Regions from separate parts of the Homo sapiens genome. Here regions 1 and 2 are each linked to region 3. A link is a contact called in ENCODE Hi-C or POLR2A ChIA-PET data. All regions are on one chromosome and are shown on one strand. The core of a region is the stretch at or near the end of the contact, and the rest is flanking DNA. Distances in the headings are between cores, read along the strand shown. Region 1 has its middle 22 kb from the start of NPTX1. Region 2 holds the start of RNF213 (ring finger protein 213). Region 3 holds the start of ACTG1 (actin gamma 1).

What was found. Hi-C counts contacts between places; a loop is a spot of excess contacts on that map. ChIA-PET counts read pairs that join two places held with the same protein, here RNA polymerase II (POLR2A). Pooled maps may share reads with other maps.
Region 1: a map of CD4-positive, alpha-beta T cell shows a loop between it and region 3 (3-fold over the local background). The contact joins the enhancer-like site here to the promoter of ACTG1 in region 3. A Hi-C loop is called at or near these places in 1 of 168 maps with a recorded cell type or tissue (CD4-positive, alpha-beta T cell) and 9 of 50 pooled maps. POLR2A ChIA-PET finds 5 or more read pairs at or near these places in 1 of 52 experiments (PC-9).
Region 2: a loop to region 3 is called in a map of B cell, with 13 times the contacts of the local background. The contact joins the promoter of RNF213 here to the promoter of ACTG1 in region 3. A Hi-C loop is called at or near these places in 3 of 168 maps with a recorded cell type or tissue (B cell, CD4-positive, alpha-beta T cell and CD8-positive, alpha-beta T cell), 16 of 37 single-sample maps with no recorded cell type and 11 of 50 pooled maps.

The regions. Positions count from the first base shown.
Region 1 is chr17:80,453,512-80,456,211 of GRCh38, reverse strand. No RefSeq gene overlaps it. Among named protein-coding and RNA genes, the nearest start is that of NPTX1, 22 kb to the left of the region's middle. RefSeq lists silencers at 1,029-1,288, 1,549-1,758 and an enhancer at 966-1,795. Within about 2 kb of position 1,316, at least 39 of the 41 ENCODE cell types and tissues checked have a DNase peak (open chromatin) inside an H3K27ac peak, as active enhancers do; they include CD4-positive, alpha-beta T cell and PC-9, where a contact is called at or near this core.
Region 2 is chr17:80,259,521-80,262,220 of GRCh38, reverse strand. RNF213 (ring finger protein 213) reads right to left here and starts at 1,369. Exons shown (of 68, transcript NM_001256071.3): 1 at 1,319-1,369. RefSeq lists silencers at 492-631, 1,012-1,361, 1,641-1,990.
Region 3 is chr17:81,511,549-81,514,248 of GRCh38, reverse strand. It overlaps ACTG1 (actin gamma 1), which reads left to right and starts at 1,450. Exons shown (of 6, transcript NM_001614.5): 1 at 1,450-1,515; 2 at 1,889-2,017; 3 at 2,107-2,346; 4 at 2,623-2,700. The coding sequence starts at 1,895. RefSeq lists silencers at 25-214, 845-1,324, 1,525-1,694 and enhancers at 345-394, 425-704, 1,915-2,004.

The DNA of each region.
Region 1 (2,700 bases), core at 67-2,566, 1.1 Mb after region 3:
CCCTTCCTCCCCTGCACTAGCAGGCCCCTCAGGCCTCATGGGGACACTCTTCCCCAACCCCCTACCTCACCCCCTCACCCCTCACCTAGAAGGAGGTCAGAAGAATTTGGTGCCATGGAAAGGAACATGGGGCATGGAGCACTTGAGGACACTCCCGGGACCCCCTCTGCAGGGGAAGGTGGAGCTCTGGGGCCAGAGGCTATGAGAGCACCAGCCAGCTCAGTGCACATTTGTCTGAGTCCGGAGTCCCAGTGCTGCTGTGAATGCGCTGAAGGGGTGAGGCAGGGATGGGGTGTTAGGGAGGAAAGAGAACTCTTTGTGAGTCACATTTCAGACGCCTCCATTCCCATTCATACATTAGGGTCTGTGGGGGACTGGGGCACATCAATATATTGTTAGAGAAAAAATGTATATGCAATATAAATGCATTAAGAAAAAAAAACACCCGAAGAAACGATTCTGACATGTTAATAGTGGTTCTATGTGGCAGTGGGATCGAGGATTTTTATACCGTACTTTCATATGTTTTCCAAATTTTCTACACCAAGCACGTGTTAGTTACGTAATTTAAAACTTATTTATTTTTAAACCAAATTCTCCAGCCAACTGTGCTTTTCCCCAGTTGCAGTAACTTTCCTTTCAGTCAGGTTTCTGGGTGAATCCAAAGAACAAGGCGGCCTCTCAAGCCCACATCATGTCACGTTCATATTTTCATTCTTCCTTCGTTGGGCCGGCTCTGCGGAGGCCGAGCGCTGGGGCTGGGGCGAGAACGGTGTCCCTGTCGTCAGGGAGTTTCCAGCTAGTGGCCTTCTCCCGCTTCTCAACCCATCCCCTCCCCTGTCCGCCGAGGTCGGGCTCTGACGGGAGCGGGCCGCCCTCCGTCTGATAGGTGCGGTCTGGGGAACTTGAGCTGCCCAGTCTCCCTCCTTCTTTCCCCTGCTGCAGACCCCAACTCTGAGCTTGGGGGACAGGGAGGCCGAAAGGGCCCTGTTAAACGCTGGGTGCTGGGAAGCCGCCCCCTCCAGGGAGCCCTCAGGACCTCAGGCCAGGGCTGGAAGCGAGAGGAGGCCGGAGCCCAGGGAAAACGGGCGACCGGGGGCGGCGCGCGTGTCAGTAAGGAGCCAGGCGGCGGGGACGGAAGCTCCGGGAGGGCGGCGGGCCGGGGCGGGTGTCAGAAGGCTCCGATTGGGCCTTCTGCGGCCCTGCTTCCCCCGCCCCCGAACCCCCCAAAAGCTGCGGGCAGCGGCAGGGCGCCTGCGACACAGGGGCGCGCCGCGCGGGACCTGAGGAAAAGCTACGGCCAAGCCCCGAGCACAGGCGCGCCGCCGCGCTGGCTCCGGGAACGCGGACGCACGGCGGGGCTGCCACAGCAACGCAGACAGGAGCGCGGCGACTGGCGGAACCGCGGAGAGGCGGGACTCAGGAGGCGTCTCGCGAGAGTTAGGCTTCGCGGGCTTCCGGCCGGTGCCGGCCGCGGGGGCCGACGGGGTTAGGCTTCCGGCGTGGGTTGTGTGGCCTCTCCCAGCTCCACGCGTTTCTGGGCGCCGGGCACTAGGCGAGCCGGCCGGGCTGGCGCGAGGCCGCAGGCGGGAAGAGTCCCCGGGGTCGGCCCCGAAGCGGCTCTGGAGGCAGTAGCCGGGGACGCCGAGGTCAGGGAGGAGGCGGATCCGAGCGCGGTCCCGCAGGGCCCTGTCCGTTCTTCCGCCTCGGCCGGTCCCGTCAGGCCGCCTTTAAATGCCCGGCGCCTCGCACCTGCTAACAAAACGAGCTCCTGCTGTTCCCCAGCTCCGTAAATGGTGCCCCTGGCCCTCCCCAGTTCTCAGGCAGAGCCTTGGCGGCCTCCCTGACCCCTAACACCCCGCATCCAGCCCGGCAGTACATCCTGTTGGCTGTGCCTTCGAAATTTCCCCAGACCTGACCTCTTCTCCCACCTCTGCCACCACCCTGCTCCGAGCCGTCTTTTCCCGCCGAGATGACTGTAGTAGCGTCTCAGCTGGGTCTCCCCGCTTCCACCTTCCCCTCCTGAGTCTCCTCAACACAGGAGCCAGAGCGATCTCGGAAAGTACAGGAGGTCATGCCCCAGTGTGGTTCCCCTTTCCTGGGTTTAAGTCAAGGTCCTCACCGTGCCTGCCGGCCTCCCGGGTCTCTGCGCGGTGGACTCTGGACCTCCCTGCCCCGTCCTGCCTCAGGGCCTTTGCACCTGCTGTTACCGCGGCCTGGAACGCTCCTCCCCTGAAACCCTGTGACTCCCACTTAGTGAGGCGACCACCTGTTGAAAACCGTGCCCCCTTCCTATACAGATGCTCCTGTCATATGGGGTTAGATTCCCCATCAACCCATCATAGGTTAAAGCATTGTAAGGCAATTTACGGTAGGTTTATCCGGATGTAACCCCATCTGTAAGCGGAGGAGTATACTGAATGTGTATGGCGTTTGTACCATGGCAAAGCCAAAATGTAAGTCAAACTCGAAGTCCAGGACGGTCTGTGGCCTGTACTCCCTTGCTTTCCCTCCCCGGCTCTTAGCGCCATCCAGCATCGTTGATAATGTAATTTGATGTGTATTGTCTGAAAGCACCAAGACGGCAGAGTTTCTCTCTTATCCAGATCACAGTGTGTGCTCAGTAAACACTAGACTGAGGGGGTGTATGAGAGGTCTTTTTTTCCTCTCTCCTTCCTCAGGAATGGGTGAAGATGAAGT
Region 2 (2,700 bases), core at 120-2,619, 1.3 Mb after region 3:
CCACAGCCAAGCCCTGGCTCCCACCGTACCTCCTCCCCTCCACACTCTACCTGAAACAACCACCAGTGGACACTCCCTCCCTCAAACACCTTCAATGACTCCCCACCGCCCAGGCCTCTTTCTTTCCACCCGAAGTGTTTCCTTCTCCAATGCTACACTGGGGAACCACAGACCAGAAAACTCGAAAAATCCTCCAAAAAGCATTTTTTGTTTGTTTGACAGTTTCACCCAGGCTGGAGTACAGTGGGCAATCTCAGCTCACTGCAACCTCCGCCTCCCGGGCTCTAGCGATTCTCCCGCCTCAGTCTCCCAAGTAGGTGGAGTTACAGGCATGCGCCACCACACCCGGCTAATTTTTTGTGTTTTTAGTAGAAACGGGGTTTCATGTTGGCCAGGCTGGTCTCGAACTCCCGACCTCAGGTGACCCACCCGCCTTGGCCTCCCAAAGTTTTGGGATTACAGGCATTAGCCACTGCGCCCGGCCCCCTAAAGCATCTTATTGTTCCATCTGCTCTAGGGGCCGGAAGACACAAGAGAGAGCCCCAGGCACCCAACACTGTTGCATTCAATCCGCTTCCTGTCTTTTCTCTGACATTTTTTCCCAAGCACAGACACTGCCACCCAAATCAAAGCCCATCCCCCAACCACAACCAAAGTCAACAAGGTGGGGGCAGGGAAGGGCCACCACCATGTTTGCACAGCTCCTTCCCCTCCCGCCCTGGACTCCCCCAGGGCCCGGCCCGCCGGCTTGCAGGCAGCCATCCGGGAGGGGTGCCCACCCTGGCCTTGAGCCCCGCGCTCGGGCGACTTCGCCAAGTCGGAAGGACGCTGCGCGGTGCGGTTCAGACGGGGCGATGCCTCCCTCGTAAAAGTTAGGAGTCTGTTTTTGCAACTTCACTTTTCCGTTGTTGCCATTCGTACAGGCGCAGGATTCCCGGGCGGACCTGCAGGCCCGGGTCCGGCTGTCCCCTTCCACTACACCCCCCGTGCCCCGGCCACTTCCCGGGGGCAGCACTGCCGGGGCGCAAAGCCTCCTCCGCGCTCTGCGCTCCGGGGATGTCGCCGGGGTCCCAGGCGTGCCCGCTGCCCCCACCCCGACCCCTCCCGCAGCCGGGGAACAGGGTCAGTGGGCGCCGCGGGCGGGGCTGGACCGGGCACCCCGGCGGCGAAACCGAAACTTGGAGCCGGCAGGAAGAGGCGGCCGGGAGGGGCATCCGGACGCAGGCGCCGCTCCCCGGGACCCGGCCCGCCGGCCCGCGGGGCCCACTGTATCCTAGCCCGCTCCCCGCCCCGGGAGACTCTCCAGGCCCGCTCGCACCTGCGGCCCCCGAGCTCGCCGCCTGCCGCGCGCTGTCGCCCCTCGGGTCACGGGGCCCTGGGCCCCGCCCTGCCCGCCGCCGCCGCCGCCGGCCCCGCCCTGCCCGCCGCCGCCGCCGCCGGCCCCGCCCTGCCCGCCGCCGCCGCCGCCGGCCCCGCCCTGCCCGCCGCCGCCGCCGCCGGCCCCGCCCTGCCCGCCGCCGCCGCCGCCGGCCCCGCCCTGCCCGCCGCCGCCGCCGCCGGCCCCGCCCTGCCCGCCGCCGCCGCCGCCGGCCCCGCCCTGCCCGCCGCCGCCGCCGCCGGCCCCGCCCTGCCCGCCGCCGCCGCCGCCGGCCCCGCCCTGCCCGCCGCCGCCGCCGCCGGCCCCGCCCTGCCCGCCGCCGCCGCCGGCCCCGCGCAGGCGTGTGCGGAATTCCCCGCCGGTGGCGCCTCCCAGTGACTCCGGGCCCCCAGCCCCCGGGAGGCGCCTCGGGCCGCTGCGCGCCGGGTACAGACGCGGGAGGGGCCTCGGTTCCCGCCAGGCGTGGGGCGCATGCGGGTCTCCCGGAAGCCCAGACCCCGGGCAGGCCCGAGCAGCCGAGTGGGGCGGGACAGGCGCGCCCCCCGCCCCGGCGCCCAGCACCTCGGACAGTGTCTGCGGCCGCGCAGAGCCGGCGGCCAGCCTGGGAGCGGCCCAGAGGGCGCCCGGCGGGTGCAGTGGACGTCGTCAGCGCGCCGCGTGGGGGCCTTTGCAGATTAAGGGACCTCCGCGGCCCCGCGCGGAGCGCTCTGTCACTGATGATGGAGGGGCCACGGCGGTCCGCACCATCCCCCGTGCCTCAGTTTTCCCATCTGTGAGGCTCATGGTGTGACCAGGGACCTCCGTTTTAAAATCACCCACTTTCTTTTTCTTCCTTCTCCTCTCACCCCTTCATCCCGTCCCTCTCTGGACACTGCGCCCCTCTGCGCATTCCAGAGGGGACCCTCATCCTGAAACAATTCCCGGCGCGGAACCCCAGCTGAATGCTCCTGCTTGGGGCGGGGGGTCGCCAACAATTAGTCCAACATCCTCGACAGCCACCCCTCCTAACCGACAACTGCCCACGACAGCCATGGGAACAAGACACAGACCCTGCCCTTACCCCACTCCCCACGGTGCCCACGGCAAGTTTCCCTAGAAGAACTCGATGGCAGCCTGGGCAACATAGAGAGACCCCATCTCTACAAAAAAAATCATTTAAAAAAATTAGCTGGGCGTGGTGGTGCACCTGAAGAGGCTGAGGCAAGAGGATCGTTTGAGCCCAGGGAGCTCCAGGCTGCAGTGAGTCGTGATCATACCACTGCACTCCAGCCTGGATGACAAAGTGAGATCTTGCCTCAAAAACTAACAAACACACAAAACCT
Region 3 (2,700 bases), core at 201-2,700:
CCCGGCTTCGCCACGGGAGGGAACATACCTGACAGCCTTGCCCGGGCCCCCGGAGATTCTGGGCCTGGGGGCGCTCAGCACCCCTGGGAGGCCTGGGGCACGGGGGCCTTAGGCACGGGTCTCGGCGTCCGGGCTGACTGCAGCCCGCAGGTGAGCTGGGCCGGCCGCCTTGCCCTGACTCGCTGTTGTCACTCCCAAACACGGGGTCGCGAGCTAACGTTGCAGGGCCCCGGACTCCGCGTGGGGACCCCGGCCCCGCCCCCCAGCCTGTCGAGTCAATCTGAACGCTCTGCGACCTCGGGCGAGTCCGTCCCCTCACTGCGCGGCCTCACTGCCACCCCTACGCGGCCGGCGCTCCAACCCTGAAAATTCCAGCAGCGCACAAGGAAACCGTAGTGCCGGGCGCCTCTCGGGGTGTAACCAAAGCACCGGCGCCGCTCCTGGCGAGGAGTGAGCGCCCTGGACAAGCCTGTGGCTAAACCCACGCCAGCCCTGATCGCTGCTCTTAACTAGCATCGTAAACAGAAGAGGGTATCCCCCCGACCGCCCGAAGCTGGGGAGCCGACCTTCAAAAAAGTCAGGGCTCCCATTGTCTACCTCAGTTTCCCTATAATGTCTACAGGTGACCAGAATGAAACAAAGGCCTCACTCCACACCACCTTCTCAGCACATAAGGGGGCGGGGTAGCCCCAACCCGGAGCGCGCGCCTGGGGACAATCAGGCCTGTGATTTGAGGGGCAGGGATGTGTCGGGTCGGGTAGAAAGGGGCCTCGGTCTTCAAACGAACGGAGATCCGGGGCAGGGCGCCCCGTGGAGGGACCTGCATGGTGGTGGCTGCGCTTGGGGACGGGCGGGCTGTTTCCTATGGTGACCGGGGCGAGGTGAGGGCTCCTGAGAGCTCCCCCGCGCCCAGGGACGCAGAGCGTCGCGGACCCCCGCCGCGCCCCTTCCTCAGCCCGGCACTGGCGCCCGAGATCCTCGTGGAGCCCGAGGGGAAAGATTGCAAGGGACGTCCCAGGGAGCAAAGCCCCGCAGCGTGGCCGGGGACTCGGGGACCCACCCCAGCTCCGGCGCGGCCCCGCCCCGGGTCAGGCAGTTTCGGGGCGCAGCAGGGCCCTCCCCACGGCGCGGCAGTCCCGGGGAGGGGCCAGGCCCGTCAGCCCTTCGGCCCTCCCGGCGACCCTCGGAGGGCGCCCCAACTCAGACCCGCCCGCCGGCCCGCGCAGGGTCGCGAGCGCGCGGGGGTGGCGCGGGCGGGGCCGTTGGGAGGCGGTGCGGGCTGGGGGCGGGGCGGGCCGGGGCCCCACGTGTCCCTGCCCGGCGGGCCAATGGGTGCCCGGCTTTCGGAAAGATCGCCATATATGGACATGTTCTGGGGCCGCGCGCGCCGCCGGGCCGCGCGGGCGCGCCGCTTCCGCTTAAATAACGGCGGGGGAGGCCGCGGTCGGTCTCAGTCGCCGCTGCCAGCTCTCGCACTCTGTTCTTCCGCCGCTCCGCCGTCGCGTTTCTCTGCCGGTGAGCGCCCCGCCCCGGGGCCTGAGCTGGACGTCGCAGGCCTGCGCCCCCCGACCCCGGCTGGCCCCGCTTCCAGCTGCCGAGGCCTCGTCGCGCCTTCCCCGGGAACAAAAGGCGGGGTGGGCCGGGTCAGGCGGACGGGGCTGGGGGGGCGCCGGGGGTCCAGGGCGGGGCCCGGCCGCAGTGCAGACTTCCGAGCCGTGGACGTTACGTAAAAGGCCCGGCCTTCGGTTCCAGGCGGTTGCGATCTTGGAGGCCACGGCCGCTGGGGTTGGGGCAGGGCCGAGGCTTCCCCGCGGGAGGGCATTAGGTGGCTGTGGGGAGGGGACCGTGTTACAGACGCGCCCGCCTGAGTCCATCCTTTTCCGGGCAGGTCGCAATGGAAGAAGAGATCGCCGCGCTGGTCATTGACAATGGCTCCGGCATGTGCAAAGCTGGTTTTGCTGGGGACGACGCTCCCCGAGCCGTGTTTCCTTCCATCGTCGGGCGCCCCAGACACCAGGTGAGTGGATGGCGCCGCGGGGCTCCTGGGTTCTGCGTTGCGGGGTGGGTTCGGTGTCGCCGGCGAGGCTGACGGGTCGTCCCCTGCAGGGCGTCATGGTGGGCATGGGCCAGAAGGACTCCTACGTGGGCGACGAGGCCCAGAGCAAGCGTGGCATCCTGACCCTGAAGTACCCCATTGAGCATGGCATCGTCACCAACTGGGACGACATGGAGAAGATCTGGCACCACACCTTCTACAACGAGCTGCGCGTGGCCCCGGAGGAGCACCCAGTGCTGCTGACCGAGGCCCCCCTGAACCCCAAGGCCAACAGAGAGAAGATGACTCAGGTGAGGCTCGGCCGACGCCCGTGCTCCTCCCGTCCTTTCCCCAGTCATTTTCTGCCCGGCTTGATTTCTGACATTTAAGTGTTTCTTTCGCTGTTCCAGGCTCTGTTCCTCTCCCGGCATTTCCTCCCTGAAGCCTCCAGGTTTCTCATTTGGTTTCTGCCTGCGTTCTTTTCTTTTCTCCACACATCACACTGGCATGCAGCATGTTGTGGCGTGTGAGCATGGGGTGGCCGTGGGTCTCTGTCCCTGACTAAGCCGCCCCTTGTCCCTTCTCAGATTATGTTTGAGACCTTCAACACCCCGGCCATGTACGTGGCCATCCAGGCCGTGCTGTCCCTCTACGCCTCTGGGCGC